2 separate regions of the Homo sapiens genome follow, and region 2 is linked to region 1. The links are chromatin loops, found by intact Hi-C in ENCODE. Cell type or tissue: PC-9. All regions are shown on one strand. Links, peaks and the distances in the headings refer to the core of each region. The heading gives the core; the rest is flanking DNA.

Region 1 (8,337 bases), core at 229-8,228:
GGGTGCCTGTAGTCCTAGATACTCGGGAGGCTGAGGCAGGAGAATCACTTGAACCTGGGAGGCAGAGGTTGCAGTGAGCCGAGATCGTGCCACTGCACTCTAGCCTGGGTGACAAAGTTAGACTCTGTCTCAAAAAAAAAAAAAAAAAGTATCCCCGGATAGTCTAAAGCTGGAAGGCTTAATTCTTGCATTTTCTTTAAGGTCTCATTTTCTGAAAAACTGGTTAAAGGAGAGTATCTCTCTCTCCCAGCTGAGCTAATCCTGTGGATTATCAGCTATAAAGCAAAAAAAATAGTAATAATAAATTAGCCAGTCACAGTGGCTCACGCCTGTAATCCCAGCACTTTGGGATGACGAAGCAGGAGGATTGCTTGAGCGCAGGCGTTCGAGACCAGCCTGAACAACATAATGAGATCCCCATCTCTACAAAAAAAGAAATATCCGAAAAGTAGCTGGGCGTAGTAGCATGTGCCTATGGTCCCAGCTACTTAGGAGGCTGAGGTGGGAGGATCCCTTGAGCTCAGGAGGTCGAGGTTGCAGTGAGCCATAATCATGCCAGTGCACTCCAGCCTAGGCAACAGAGTGAGAACCTGTCTCAAAATAATTAATTAATTAAAATAAAAATAAAAAATTAGCTATGAAATTAGCAAATTTTTTTGTTTTTTCAAAAAAATAATAATATTGAAGTGTTTTGCCCTGAAACATCATAAACATTTGCTAGCCTCTGGTTCATAAGAGCAATACTTCTCAACCAATGGTGATTTTACCTCCCAGCAGATATTTGGCACTGTCTGGATGTATTTTTGATTGATTGTCAGTGGACAAGGCCAGGGTGCCATTGGCATCTAATAGGTAAAGGCCAGGGATGCTGTTAACACTTATGATACACAGAACAGCTTCCCATAACAAAGAATTAGCAGGTCCAAAATGCCAATAGTGCCACTATTGAGAAACGCTGTGGTAAAGAGAGAGTGGTCCTGAAATATGGTATTGGAGCCAAGGGAATCTGTGGGTATTGACCTCAAGGTATTTTCACTTCAGACTTTGATCATTGATTAGTATCAAATATCAGCTTAGGCTTGGTGGGGCAAAGAAGAAATGCTTGAGTGCCAAGAAACCCCAGAACAGGGCAATGAATCAAGTCTTCCCTGATGCCCAAACCTGACCGTTGGCTGAATAACAAATTCCATAAAACACAAGACAGACAAAAGAATAAAGAGGAATATAGGAGTAAGGGAGTGAGGGGACAGAAAACTGTCTTAAACTGCTTCAGGTACACAAATATACTTTAAAACACCAGTGAAAATTAAAATTTCAATGAAATATAATAAAGAAGAAACCAGGGAAGAGGGAATTTTTTTCAAGTCTTATTCTTCCCCAGGACAACCTTTGCCACTATATTTGTTTTGGGGGGCAGAAATGCAAACTCAGTGATTAAATGAAAACCCTAAGGGGTTTAATTTACTATTTTCTTGATATATGGTGTTTCTGGATGCACAGTTTGTATAAACAAAAACCTGTCTCACTGAAGATTTTGCAGTAAGAAACCTGACCTTCTCCAATTTGAACTTATAACTATCAGCAGGCTTGTTCTGCCCACAGAAGTAATAAAACATTTTCTGTGTACTACTAGAGTGTCTTTGAATTTTCTGGAGAGTCTGCCTTTGAGAGTATTTCATATTTGGGGGTTAAGGATTCAATAAATATGTTATATTTAATTTTTAAAATATTTTTTACTTTACTTTTTTTTTTTCCTTTGTGACAGAGTCTCACTTTGTCACCCAGGCTGGAGTGCAGTGGTGCAATCTCGGTTCAGTGCAACCTCCACCTCCCAGGTTCAAGCGATTCTCCTGCCTCAGACTCCTGAGTAGCTGGGATTACAGATGTGCACCACCATGCCTGGCTAATTTTTGTATTTTTAGGAAAGACTGGGTTTCACCATGTGGGTCAGGCTGGTCTCGAACTCCTGGCCTCATGTCATCCACCTGCCTCGACCTCCCAAAGGGATTACAGACGTCAGCCACCGTGCCTGGCCATATATTTATTTAGTTATTTATTCCCCTCAGACTACAACTAAGGTATTCCTTTATGTGGGTTTCGTATAGTAACCATTATTCAGAGAAATTAGAACCTAAAATGTATACATTCCAGCTTTGGATATTAGAGGTGTTTTCTCCTCCATCAACTACAAACTCAGTAATCAAAGTACCGTATTTTGTCGAACCTAAGACTGTAATATGTGCTATTATTTTATGTACTCTCTAAAATAGGCTGGGTGTGGTGGCTTACCCCTGTCATCTCAGCACTTTGGGAAGCTGAGGCGGGCAGATCATTTGAGCCCAGGAGTTGGAGACCAGCCTGGGCAACATGCTGAAACCCTGTCGCTACAAAAAATAGACAAAGTAACTGGCATGGTGGCACACATCTGTAGTCCCAGCTACTCGGGAGGCTTGAACCCAGGAAGCAGAGGTTGCAGTGAGCTTGAGACTATACCACTGCACTCCGGCCTGGGTGACAGAGAGAGACTGAGTCTCAAAAACAAAAAGAAAAGAAAAGAAAAGAAAAATATTGTCAATTAAATTATATGATCAATTGTAAGACCCTTGGCAATTCAAGAGAAGTTAACATGTGGAGGAAAATGTGTAAAATAACAAAATATGGCAGTATTCATATCATCTGGCCTGAATTTGAAAACCCATACATTTATAGAGAAATGACTTCTGAGGAGTCAGGGACACTCCCAGAGACCACCTGCTGTGAAATTGACTAAGAAGCTTATCAAATCCATATATATCCCTAAGGCCCACTTTGGGTCCAATGAATTGGAATCTTTGGCAGCAGACCCAGAAATCTGTAAAATACCCTCAAAAAGCACTGTTCGAGTAACATACATAGTGTTATGAATCAGAATGATCAGCAAGCCCAATAATGATCCCCCAGCCACAGGCTAGAAATGCTCTGACCACAAATCTTCAGTCCTGAGGTGCACAGGGGGTAATTAGCCCAATGGCTGTAGCATCAAAACCCAGAATGGGAATAAGGAGCCTCTTAATTTGTTCATCCAAACAAACGTGCACTGAGGAACTACTGTGTGCCACACCATGCTATATACAGATGGGTGCCTCAAGGATATGATGAAAAATTGACAAATCTATACTCCGAGTAAACTACCAAGTAAGCCACCCACTAGGAGATGTGTTCTGGCTCTTGGGACTTGATTTACAATCTGGTATCCAAGGTTCCAATTTAAAACATGCTTATCTTCATAGCCAGAGGGCATGACAGCATTTACGTTTTTAAAAAATTAGCTGTAGAGCAGAGAATGGGAGGAGGGCACTTGGCTTGAGATGTTTACTTGAAAAAAGACCTAGGGCTGGGGCTGGGGCAGATGGTGGGGGTGGGGGCATGGGCAGAAGACTTTAATTACAGAACAAGTTCAACTAGTAGAAACAGGTTCGGGGACTCCTGGCAAATATGTGTCTCATCTGGTGGGAGTGGAAACTGGCTGGCGTATGCTAGAAGCAGCATATTAGCTGAAAGTGTTCTGTGTGCTGTGGGTATTAGACACGCTTCACAAAGGGGCTAGTTGGTGTGGGTTAACTGAATGCTTTGGTTAAGTGGGAGCTGAATTAAGACAGTTTCTGCTTTACTTGATTTTTTTTCCATCTCAGAGCCAAAACCAAGCTCAGCAAACATAGTTCGCATGTGCCCACAATTCTGATTAAACCAAAAGCCTTGGCAATAGAGGACTGAACAGAAGCACTTAGTCACTAGTTCCCCAGATTTTATCATTGCACTATCATTTGATTCTTCAACTCTAGCATTAATAAGTACAACCAACTGATAGCTGTGCCTAGCTAATTCCTCTCATTCAAGGTTGTCTGTGACCCCCAGGCAAGGGTAATCCTTGTTTTGTGCCCTCAAGGTGCCAAGTACCTCTTCTTCCCCAGTAGTCAGCCTGCTCATATTGACTGATTTTATGTCTGTCTCCACTGCCTGGCTGCAAGCTACAAGGGGACAGGGACCATATCTATCTTGCTCATCACAGTAGCCCCAGCTCCTCCTATTACGCTGGCACATAGCAGACTCTCAGCTCATATTTGTTGAAATGAAAATTAAATTGAAATGGGGCTAATCAAAGAACACGTCACGGAGGAAGCAAATCCAGAGAAGATTTTTGCAAGGAGGAATACACCATATTTAAAACTTCTGAGATGGGACCAAAAAATAATATGCAGAATACTATAGTGGGCTGTTTGAAATTTTGAAAGGTAATTCAAATAGGCCCCTAATTTTAATGTTTAGCTTCTTGAAGAGTCCAAACCACTTTGAGAAACGGCTCCTACAGTGTTAGACTGTGGGGGCCTCTCAGATATGATAGAGCTTTCAGTTCCTTCCAGCTGTTTACACACTAATTCCTGAACAAGGTGGACTTGCCAGGAAGGCTGAAACTAGTGACAAAGGGACATCAAATAGCTTATTTTCAAAGACACTGTGCAACATGCTCATCTGCCCTTTTCCTTCCCTTTAAAGGTTATTTCTTTCATTCCCTTCTCTAGGTTTTTGATTCCAGGTTAAACTCTACAAAAATGTTTTTTTCCTCTTAACTTGCCATGCTCACACCTAATGCCATTTGTATCAAAACTCTGTTTTCTTGAGGTGGGCCCCAAGGGGCTGACTTTTAAGGGAGGGGGCAGATTTTGCCTGATGTTTCTGCAAGATTAAACATGGTGCTTATCTGAAGTTCAAGGCTGATGATAAATTATAGACTCAAGAACTTTTTATTCAAAGAAGCCAAAGGAAGAAGGAAACTTCTCTGCTAGCTGCTCCACCAAAGGGGAGTCATGTTCTCCCCTCCTAGAGCCTTACAAGAGATAATTTTGAGAGCTCATTCTGGTTTAGAGACAATACATGGTGAACAAAGCTCATCTGTCATTGAGTGGGAGGTAGGGAGGAAAGAAGGTAAGAGAGAATTAAAATTGTAAAGCCAACATCATGTGGATTCCTCCTTGAACTTTAATAACCCAGTGCTGCCTGCAGGCTCAGAAAAACCAAATGCAATGGGTAGGTACAAGGATTGCTCTGGTGCCAGGAAAATGCAATAAGACATAACTTTTATAAGGTAGGCAATGAAAGAGTGCCCTGCAGGAACAAAACAGGCTTTTAACATCTCCAAAGTTGGCAGCCAGATGCCTGAAACATTGGTTTAGTGCATCCAAAACACACAACAGATAGAACCACTTTCTTTAAGATGAAGTCATCTTCCAGGAGAAACAATAGCTGGGAAGGCTGGGTTTTTATGATTCATGGGAGGAGGAGAATTTGATCTGTATTTTCTTTGCCACAGTCTATCCCATTTTAATGCATGTTAGAGGTTTTCCACATGTTAGGCAAATTTTCTAGAATGTTTTGAAAGGGAAAAAATTCTGCAGACTGCCTCAGTTACTGAAAGAGTTCTCTTTCTCCCCTGGCTGGGGAGGGATCCAGTTCTGTCTCACCGTGTTATCGAAAAGATCTGAAACTACAACTCTTCATTTGGATTCTGCTGTTATGAAATGCAGTTTGGGGTATCTTGTTACACTTTACTCCCAGAAGTGTTAAAGGAAGTGCCTGTCATCAAAATTCAAAAATAAATATAAAAATGATGCTGGCAGAGCTCAAAAACTAAAAGGATCAGCATTTTGCTTCAGTTTCCTGTTCATAAAACTTTATAAAAACAACCCACCCATTTAAAAAAAACCTGTAACAATAGTTCACTATTCTTTTCCTAAATGCTTGCCTCATGCCACTCTGAAATTAGGTGCCATCACGTTTCCTGAGTTATGGGCCCCAAACACCACATCCTTTTCCTCCCTCCCACACCCCCACCCCACCTGGCATCATTCCTGAATTTAGATGCTTCTCCAGTTTCTGAGCTCAGTAGACAGATGCCAACATTCTCCCTCCTACCTGTCCTGAAGTGGCCAAGCATCTGTACCAGCTGGAAGCAGGAATAATTGAGGCTTCCTTCCCCCAAATTAATTCTCACTTCCTAGAGAAGCTTTTAATATGGAAGGTTAAATTATAAAGTGAAGAGCTAGTAAACTGAAAAAGAATAAGATATTTCCCTCCCACTCTGCCTTTACAGCAAAATTTTCTTTGTGGAATACTCAACACTCTGTCCTTCTTTCTGGAAGAACATAGAATACAAGCTCTAGAACAAGCTTTTCCAACCCATGGCCCACAGGCTGCATGCATCCCAGGATGGCTTTGAATGTGGCCCAACATAAATTTGTAAACTTTCGTAAAACGTTATGAGACTTTTTTTTGCGATTTTTTTTAAGCTCATCAGCTATTGTTAGTGTTAGTGTATTTTATGTGTGGCCCAAGACAATTCTTCTTCCACTGTGGCCCACGGAAGCCAAAAGATTGGACACCTCTGCTTTAGAATGAGAAGCCTGGGTTCAAATACCAAGTTTTCACTTGCCAACTATATGACTTTGGACAGTTTACTTAATGATGACAAACATCAGTTTAAGCATCTATAAAATGGGGATATGAGAGTTTCAAGGTTTTAATGAGTTAAAAACACATGAATAATCCAATAAGATAATATGTATGTCAGATTTCTAAGCATACAGTTAGCACGTCATGCTATTATTAACCCTTCCGGTAAATAAATCATCCTTCTCCCTTTTTTTTTAAATGAATTAAGGAAAAAAGGTGGAATTTGGAGAACTTTTCCAACACTCCTTGCTTCCAAAGACATTAATTCTTTGATTTAATCTTATAATTTCAAAAAAGGATATGACTGTTGCACATATATAAAAGAAGCAGCAGAGTGAAGAGTGAACTGACCTAAATTAGAAGACATGGGCCAGGTGCAGTGGCTTACACCTATAATCCCAACACTTTGGGAGGCCAAGGTGGGAGGATCACTAGAGCCCAGGAGTCTGAGACTAGCCTGGGCCACAAAGTAAGACCTCATCTCTACAATAATAATAACAATTATTATTATAACAATTAGCCAGGCACAGTGGCATATGCCTATGGTGACAGCTACTCAGGAGGCTGAGGCAGGGTGATTGCTTGAGCCTAAGAGTTTGAGGCTGCAGTGAGCTATGATCGTGCCACTGCATTCCAGCTTGGGCAACAGAGCGAGACCCCACCTCTAAAAAAATTAAAAAAAAAAAAAAAAGAAGACATGGTATACAATCTGGCCCTACCATTAAGTCTGTGGTCTTGGGCAAGTCAAGTGATCTCTCTGAGACATAGATTCTTGAACCATATAACAAGGTGATTTAAACATAAATGTGTATGCTTCTGTGATTCTATTAAACAGCAAAGACTGAAGTGTATATGGAGTATTATCTTGATTTTATGCTATTTAATTTCAGGAAAGCTTTCAAATAAAAATTCATATCTTATGTACTGATGAAAGCACCCTGTCTAAAATTAGCATGTTTGGTATAGGCAGCCCACATTTTGGGTTGGTTCAGCATGGTAATATTTTATGAAGGCTCATCAGAAAATTAAGCTCAATGTACTCATTTGTCAAGAAATGCATATGCATATAGATTCTTTTAATATCAAATGGCAAAGCAAACAAGAGGTTGAAACAGAGGAAAGATCAACTATGAGAAAAGAATTACTGAGGGAAAATGGAGACAGACTACAAATGGGATAGAACTGGCCTAAAATATACCACTGTCACTTAAAAATAGGTACTCGGTTACATAGTGCCTGTGTTATCTTTACAACAGCATTTGGTTCCTACACTGTCTTCTTCCTACAGGCCTGTTATGACTATGAGAGCTATCTGTTCCTTCAGTGGACCAAGTCTTGCTGCCTTGTGGATTCTGCCCAGTCACAGCTTCCCTTCTGCCCTTCAAGGGTGGGCTGCTTGCATCTAAGTGGTAGGGCCATACCTAATTCTGTTCTGGATATAACACAGATGACTGACTGGGCTTGGTGGCTGATGTCTATAATCCCAGTACTTTGGGAAGCTGAGGCAAGAGGATCACTTGAGGCCAGAAACTCAAGACCAGGCTGACCAACATAGTGAGATCCTGTCTGTACACAAAATGTAAAAATTTAGGAGGGCATGATGGTGCATTCCTATAGTCCTAACTACTTTAGAAGCTGAGGCAAGAGGATGGCTTGAGCCCAGGAGTTGGAGGTTACAGTGAGCTATGATTGTACCACTACACTCCAGCCTGAGTGACAGAGCAAGACTCTGTCTCTAAAAAACAAAACAAAAATACACATCTAGATGGTTGCTGGCATGAGATGCTAAACCACAGGCTTCTCAAAGCTGAGGGTTCTGTGCAACCCTGGCCAAACTTCTTACCCAAAATA
Region 2 (8,337 bases), core at 91-8,090, 110 kb after region 1:
TCATAAACCCAAAAGGATTTAGGAGCAGGGGTCAGGTACCTGAAAGAAAAGGCCAGGTGGGCACTGGGGCACCACTGAGAGTTTTTGTCTTAGGTCAGTTCCAGCTTTTCGGGTTCCTAAGGGGTTAATCATCCAGGGTGAGCAGACATTCTAATTTTTTCAATAGAAGCCTGAAATTCAGGGTTTTATGTAAAATCTCTCAATTTGTAAATGCTGGCAACTATTCATCACCATAAGAAGTACTGTATGGGCCACATAACACAGTTGCTGGCTACATTTGGCCCAGGGGCCACCAGTTTGCACCCTCTGGTGGTAATCCTTCCAGACATTTCCTTCTGTCTAAAAACACGAGTTGCTGGGTGTAACATCTTATTTTTTTCAAAAATAGAATGATAACATTGTTCTACCACTTGCTTCTTTTTTCATTTAACATCCAGGGCATCTTTCCCTGTCACGCACATTTTTGACCTCTTACTGCAGAGCATGCTATGGTATGGAAGGAAATTAACTCATTTAGCCACCTGCCCTGTGGACATTTAGCAAATACGAAAGATACACTTGAAATGTCACTTCTCATTGTCCATTCCTCTTACCTCTGCCAATGTTGATAACTCATGATGAAAGTGCACCTGTGTGTGGATATTAACATATCATACAGCCACAATTACTGAAACCACAGCGACTAAGGATTTTTTATGTTTTAATATGAGCACTTACCATGTATTTTCCCACGTGATCCTCACAACAGTCCCAAAGTAGGCCTTATTATTATCTTTCTTTTTGCAGATTTAAAAAAACTGAGACTCAAAAAGGTGGTGTACGCCTACCCATGGCACGTGGCCTAGAGGTGGTGAGGTTGGTCAGGAGTGGGGCCTAGCAAGCTTACTTCAGAGCTCCTGCTACAAGCATACAGCCCTCAGAAGACACAGCGAGAAACCTGCTCTGGGATATTCAAGAATCTGACATATTAGAGCACAAACCACTAGAGAAGGATCGCTAACAATGGGACAATTCACTTGCCTCTTGGAATGAAAAGCCTCATTTTAAAGCCCTTCTTCATACTCATCCAACATAAATTCTACATAGATTGGAGAGAAATGTTAAAAGGGGGAAAAAAACCTACAAAATTCTGGGGGCATAGGTTTTCAGGGTATGGTATTTTTCTTTCAGTATATAGAGTTGAATCATATATTTATACACAGGAAACTACCTATAGGGTGCCTACGATGCAAAGATGAACCCTGTTTTCCCACAGCTGGTTAAATAACCAAACTGGTAACAACCCCTCTTGTTGGGCTCTAAAGAGATTAGCACCAAAACTGGGACCTAACTAAGGTGTCACCAAAAGTGTCATGGTATCACTAGAACCAGAACCATGTTTCCTGTGTTCTTGTTCGATATATCTGAGGGTATTTTCTGTTGAGAAGTTCCAAGCAATTTCCTTACCAAAGATATTATAAGGAACATACTCGTCAGGGTTGTGAGAATTTCATTTACATAAAATAAAATATTTAGATTTTAGCAGAATTACTTCTTCATTAAAAGTTGGCAAGCAACGATGATTCTTTCCATTTGAACTTTATCCTGGTTCCTTAATGTCTTTCTTATTTGTACTTAACAAGCCAGAAATGTCACAAAATCTTACAGTTGGAAAGGGAATTTCAAGGTCTTTAAACATACCCCATTTGATACTTCAAATTTTAAAATTCCACAAACTGAATTTAAAAATAGGTAGTAAAAAAATCTCATGGCCAAGGCCGGGCACGATGGCTCATGCCTGTAATCCCAGCACTTTGGGAGGCCGAGGCGGGCAGATCACGAGGTCAGGAGATCAAGATCATCCTGGCTAACGTGGTGAAACCCTGTCTCTACTAAAAATACAAAAAAAAATTAGCCAGGCGTGGTGGCGGGCACCTGTAGTCCCAGCTACTCAGGAGGCTGAGGCAGGAGAATGATGTGAACCTGGGAGGCGGAGCTTGCAGTGAGCCGAGATTGCACCACTGCACTCCAGCCTGGGTGACAGAGCGAGACTCCATCTCAAAAAAAAAAAAAAAAAAAAAAACTCATGGGCCAGTGCAGTGGCTCACACCTGTAATCCCAGTGGTTAGGGAGGCAGAGACATGAGGATGGCTTGAGCCCGGGAGTTCAAGACCTGCCTGGACAACATGGTGAGACCCTATTCTCCATAAAAAGAAAAAAAAAAAGACCAAAAAAAAAAAGGTTGGAAAAAATCTCAAATGGGATGGTAGCCGTGACCAAATTAAAATAATATATTGCACACTGGCTTACCCAAGGTTCCAACATCATAAGATTATTAGTTCTCAGATCTTAGGTTTCTAAGACTGTTGTCAAATTTAGGTAAGACTAAGGAAAAACAAAAATTCAAAAACAAATTCAGGTAACACTAAGGAAAAACAAAATTTGGGTGTTACTAGGTTATCAGGGAGGCATAAAGCACAGCAAGCCAGTGAGAAATAAAAAGAATATCAAATTAGAGCCTGAGAGTTGCTCACAGTCATGCACTTTTATTGAATGTCTTTATCTACTCCTCAAAGCTGGAAGGGTGGTTAATCCAAGTAAAACCTGAACAATTCCTCTGCCTGCTTCACCATGAACTCTAGACAAATGGAGCAGCGGTGTCCAGACACTTTCCCAGGCCAAGGCCTATTGGACTCAAGGTGGTTCAACTCAAGAGACTGTGAACATTTGAAAATGTTGATGCTCTTGGAGAGCCCTGCTTAGTATCCCAGCTCAACAAGATTATAAAATGATGAGAAGAATGTGGGAGCAGACCTGGCTGCTCAAGGTCAAGAATGAATAAATAGAAAAGTCTTCATCTATGGTTTCAACACAGGAACTAAAAATAAATGATGCTGGAACATGGAAGTCTCAACGATTGCTAGTCATGGCTAATCTTGAGTGCTTATCTTACTGGTTTTGTTACAAGCAATCGCCTGAGCTCTGTCTTTATTCTCTCTAAACAAATCTGAACTTTTATAACCAGATTCCTCACATTATTTTGGCAACTGATACATGGGCAGCTATTTTTAAAAGTGAATGCAAAAAAAAAAAAGGAAAGCTGATGTATGCTGTGAAGCAGCCACCGGCCTGGCCGCTGCGGTTCTGCCTCCTTGACTAACACAAGAAGCAAGGGCCACCTGAAGAATTTCTGCATGAAGCACACAGGGGCCGCTTGCAAATAAGCTCATCCAGTTTATTTCTTAGAAACATAAACACCCTGGGTGCAGCTTTTTCAAGAAACTGTCAAGTCTCCTTCCTTACACTGTCAGTTAAAAGTGAAACTCCTGTCTGTGGGTTACTGACCTCTGCACAATTTTTAGGAAGAAAAAAAAGTTTAAAAACTGATTAGCTGATATCTATCAGCCAAAGGGCTTCCTTACTTGGAAATGAGACTTACTATTTGGCATTGCACTGTCAAAGTTGGTTGGAAGTGGAAAATCTGAATATGGGGGTGGGAGGGAGGGGTATTTCTGACACTTACATGAATACTCAGGAGGATTTTTAAAAGTAATCTGCCTAGATCAAAAAACAATGCTTGACACACCGAATTTCCAAGTTAAAAATATATAACAAAAGCAAGAATCATTCTTATTAAAAAGTTTCTCACCATTATTTTGACTTCAGATAACTCTTTAGGGATAATTTCTGGGAAAAACCATCTGGCTGGAATAGTTAACAATAAATTAATATTTGGGCTCTGTGATTTTTGGCTCTGCCATTTACTAGTTGAATGACCTGGTAAGTCACTCTTAATTTCCTTGATCTTTAGTTTCCTTATCTGTAAAACAGGAATGACTCCTTTATCCCTAGCAGGTTGCAGGGAGGATGGTAGGATACTAACTGACATATGTATTTAAAAGCAGAACAGCCTGGGTGCAGTGGCTCACGCCTGTAATCCCAACACTTTGGGAAGCGTAGGCGGAAGGATCAGCTGAGGTCAGGAGTTCAAGACCAGCTTGGCCAAAATGGCAAAACCCCATCTCTACTAAATATATATATATATATATATATATATATATATATATATATATATATATATAAATTAGTTGGGCATGGTGGCGTGTGCCTATAATACCAGCTACTCGGGAAGCTGGGACAGGAGAATCACTTGAACCCAGGAGGCAGAGGTTGCAGTGAGCCAAGATCGTGCCACTCCAGCCTGGGCAACAGAGCAAGACTCCGTCTCAAAAAAAGAAGCAGAACAATGGATGATGGGAACTTTGGGCCATCATACTATTGTTTCTATTTTTGTATAGGTTTTAATTTTTCCATAATAAAATATTTTTTAAAAGACAAAGGCACAGTAATAATTTATTTTTTTTCAAACAGAAGAGGAAATTTTTTGGTGTAACGATGGAAACTGGTTCAAATTTTCCTCCTAGCAAATTGAAAAGCAGTACCAAATCTGAAATCCAGAGTTTGATTTTTCTATCCTGATTTGACTGTCAACTGGGCATCTAAGAAAAAGGTAATAGAAACTAGCAGTTTCCCATTTCCCTTCTTCCTTCCAATAGAGAAAAAAAATGAGAGCATAGTTAAAACTTAAGTCATATTTATTTTTTTAATCTTACAATGCTGACTTCCCTGAAATCCCTGTATCCATCTAGAAAGTTCAAGACTTTTATGAAAATACCCCCAAGAAACCAAGAGATTTAAAAGCATGTGTGTCCCATGACTCAGAGTGTTCATTCTGCCTAAACACCAGTGAAAGTGGTTTTTTGTTTTGTTATGTTTTGGGTGTGTTCATGTGTACATGAAGAATTGGTATTGCCACTTTTTCTCCCTTAATTCAGAATCAGAAAGGAATCACCAAAACACTGGAAAATAGCAAACCAAATGAGACAGGTGGAAAGGGCTTCCAACTCTCACCCAAGGTAACTGGTCCTGGTTGGAAGCTCAGCACCTCCTCCCAGTTAGGGCTCTGCCCTGGAGGCTGTCCCTTTAAGTCAGACTTCCTGGTAAGGCTGAGAGATTTCCGCATGCAGCTTCCTGGAGACCGTATAAGATAAACAATAAACTTTGCAACAAAATCATGGACAATAAGCCCCACGTGGCTGTAACAAGAAGCAATTATAAGCATTGACAATGGCTAGGGCATTTCCAACAGGAATGCAAGTCTGTGATAAACAGGGGAGAAACATGCTACCCCACACCTGCACAAACTAAATGATGTGTAAAAAATAGTTCCTAGCCTCTCATCACATTGAGAACTAGTTGCTTCCAAATTCAGCACTCTTTTTAAAAAAATCATTGTCTAAGAGGAAAGCAGTCAGGCCTTTCTTAAAGCACCACTGCCTATTAGATGAAAGCTGCTGAGGCCCAGCGACACTACGTGTTCCTTACTCCATGAGTCTCTGTGTTACAGGAAAGGGGTCCTGATCCAGACCCCAAGATAGGGTTCTGGGATCTCATGCAAGAAAGAATTCAGGGCAAGTCCAGAGAGTAAAGTGAAAGCAAGTTTATTAGGAAAGTAAAGGAATAAAAGAATGGCTACTCCATAGACGGTTGCCCATTTTTACAGTTATTTCTTGATTATATGTTAAACAAGAGGTGGATGATTCATGCCTCCCCTTTATAGAACATATAGGGTAACTTCCTGACGTTGCCAAGGCGTTTGTAAACTGTCATGGCACTGGTGGGAGTGTAGCAGTGAGAATGACCAGAGGTCACTCTCGTTGCCATCTTGGTTTTGGTGGGATTTAGCCAGATTCTTTACTGCAACCTGTTTTATCAGCAAGGTCTTTATGACCTGTATCTTGTGCTGACCTCCTATCTCATCTTGTGACTTAGAATGCCTTAACTGTCTGGGAATGCAGCCCAGTAGGTCTCAGCCTCATGCTACCCAGCTCCTATTCAAGATGGAGTTGCTCTTGTTCACATGCCTCTGACATAAGGGTCACCCTTTGAGTCTCCTGCAGCTGAACCCCCTACCTGGCTAGCTTTGGGGAATTCCCCAACTCAGGAACCAGAGCCCACATTCTACCAGAGGAGATGAGAGTGCCATACACTTGCTTCCCAGCCTCCCTTGCAGCCACAGCATGAGAACATGAGCAGGCTCAGCCAATCATGTGCTGGGATGCAAAGCGGCAGGGCCGCTGCAGACCCCATTCTGCGAGGGTGGTGGCAGCTTGCAGAGGCAGAGTAAGGGTAGACTGGGTAGCCACAGCCTACAACCAGCATTGGTGGTGCAAGCCATGGCGTCTACACCTACCCAGCAGTGGTAGCAATAGTGTCTTTACAATAACTGTTTGGTGGTATAATTTGGAGTTGTCCCTGTTTCCCTGGTCCTTCCGAAATTCTCTGAGCTACCCTAGACACTGTAATAAATTCATTTTCTGCTTAACTCAGCTGTGTCATCACTCAAGTTCAGCTCACAGGAGGCTTCCCTGACCAGGCTGTCTATAGGACCATGCCTTATACCCCACCATCGTTATTCTCTATCATGATACCCTACTGATTTCCTTCCCACTACTTATCACATCCTGTAACCAATCCACTTCATTATTAACAACAATACGAACCACCATTGACTGGGGGCTTGCTATGTGTCAGATGGTAGGCTAAGCTAATTTAATTCTATGACCACCCTATGAGATAAGTACTTTTATTATCCCTAGTTTATAGATGAGGAAAGAGGCTCAGAAGGGTTAAAAAAAGTTGTCCAATGTGCCAAGCTTGGCAGTAATGGAATAAGGACTGGAGTCTAGGCCTGCAGCACAGGTTCTTACCACAATACTCATTCAGGCAGTGACTGAATACACACTGGCCACAGTGCAGGCACCAAAGCCACAGGACAGCCTGGCTCTCATGGAGCCTGGAGGCTGGTGGTCCAATCTCCCACCTGGTATTCTACCCATCACCCAAAAACCCTTCTTGGGGAAGAAATGCAGACTGACATGTGTAAAGATGAGACCAGCTTCCTTTGTTCAACAGAAATGTGCCCAGCTCTGTGTTCAAAGCATCAGGCATGCAAAAATACCTCAGAAGCTCACAGGCCAGAGGAGACGCAGACCTGTACACAATGCTCACTGCTCAACCTGCTGGTTCCCACAGCCTCGAAGCACTAGGCTGCAGAGGAAGAAGCCAGGGACCATTCTCAGGGTCTCCCCAATGACAGTGCCATTCCAGCTGGTTGTCAGTGATGTATAGGAGTTGCCAGGCTGAGGAGAGGGGGGTCAGCGCAAAGGTGAGAAGTGGGAACAGCAAAGTTCATTCAGGAGGCGAGGAGACAGTCAAGGGGTCTATGGAAGGGACAGGATGCGAAGGCCAGGGATGAGATGCTTGGAGCCAAGGAAGGAGTTCCAACTCCACCCTGCAGGAAATGGGGAACCAGGGCAAGTTTCTCAGCCAGAACAGCTGCATGACCAGATAGAAATTCTTTTTGTCAAGAACAGTGGCCATGGCCATAGAATACAGTACTAGTCAGATGCTTTTCCTATGTATTTTTAAAGTACACAAACATAAATATATTTGCTGAAAGCCAGGAATTGTAATAACAAGAAGTTCCATTTCTATGCTTTCCAACTCCCTCTCCTGGCTGAGTAAGAAGTGAAATAAGTCTGCCCTTCCAACAGAAGGAGTTAAACACAGCCATTCCCTCCTGTAATGTGAAATTACACAGAGCTCTCACATGGATAATTTATGGAGAAAACAAGGAATTCCCCAGCTACTTGATTTTACAACTCCAATCACCCAGATTCCCCCAGTGTGATAACAAGAACCTCACCTCTGGGTTGTGTCATCATTAAAATGAAAAGCTGATTTTTATTTTTTAAAAGAATGTGTGTGGTTGAGCCACAAAGAGCCTCCTGGGTTGGATGAATACCCCGGGAGGGGTGGGAGGAGTCCCCAGAATGACCCTTTGAGGCTGAGAGGGACTCATACTTAGTAACAGGCCCCAGGGAATGCTGTGTTAAGTGTGCAGCCCCAGAGGTCTGGAAATGCCAAGCCAGCCGGGGTGGTGAGGGCATAGCAACCAGAACACAGACCAGAAATAAAGGAAGGCAGTTTAGCACAGAAGTGAGGAATAGGAGTTCTAAGCCAGATAACCTGGGTTCAAATCCCAGTGCTGTCACTTAATGCGTGACCCCTGATCATTTACTTAACTTCCCTGTGCCTCTGTTTCCTCCTCTGGTAAATGGGAACAGTAAGAGGACCCACTGCAAAAAGTTCTTGTGAGAATCAAATAAGTCAAATATGTATCATTGAGCATAGTGCCTGGCACATAGTAAGTAACAATTGCAGTTTCCTAGAGACTATAAGATAAACAAGTAATTTTGCAGCAACATGACGGATAATAAGCCCCCATGTGGCACA

The links. Hi-C counts contacts between places; a loop is a spot of excess contacts. Peaks named below come from ENCODE experiments on the same cell type or tissue, not always from the same donor. Only the 100,000 strongest peaks of a DNase experiment are listed, where the experiment ranks them.
Region 2: a loop joins it to region 1, with 2.8 times the contacts of the local background. A loop is called at or near these places in 33 of 110 quality-filtered maps.

Annotation. Positions count from the first base shown.
Region 1 is chr3:56,807,993-56,816,329 of GRCh38, forward strand. It overlaps a transcript of ARHGEF3 not described here. Among named protein-coding and RNA genes, the nearest start is that of ARHGEF3, 10 kb to the left of the region's middle. In PC-9, for the core only: no CTCF peak of the experiment used is centred there; DNase peaks (open chromatin) are centred at 3,459, 5,289 and 5,589; H3K4me3 peaks cover 394 bases; H3K27ac peaks cover 3,973 bases.
Region 2 is chr3:56,919,016-56,927,352 of GRCh38, forward strand. It overlaps a transcript of ARHGEF3 not described here. Among named protein-coding and RNA genes, the nearest start is that of ARHGEF3-AS1, 17 kb to the right of the region's middle. In PC-9, for the core only: no CTCF peak of the experiment used is centred there; a DNase peak (open chromatin) is centred at 5,026; H3K27ac peaks cover 459 bases.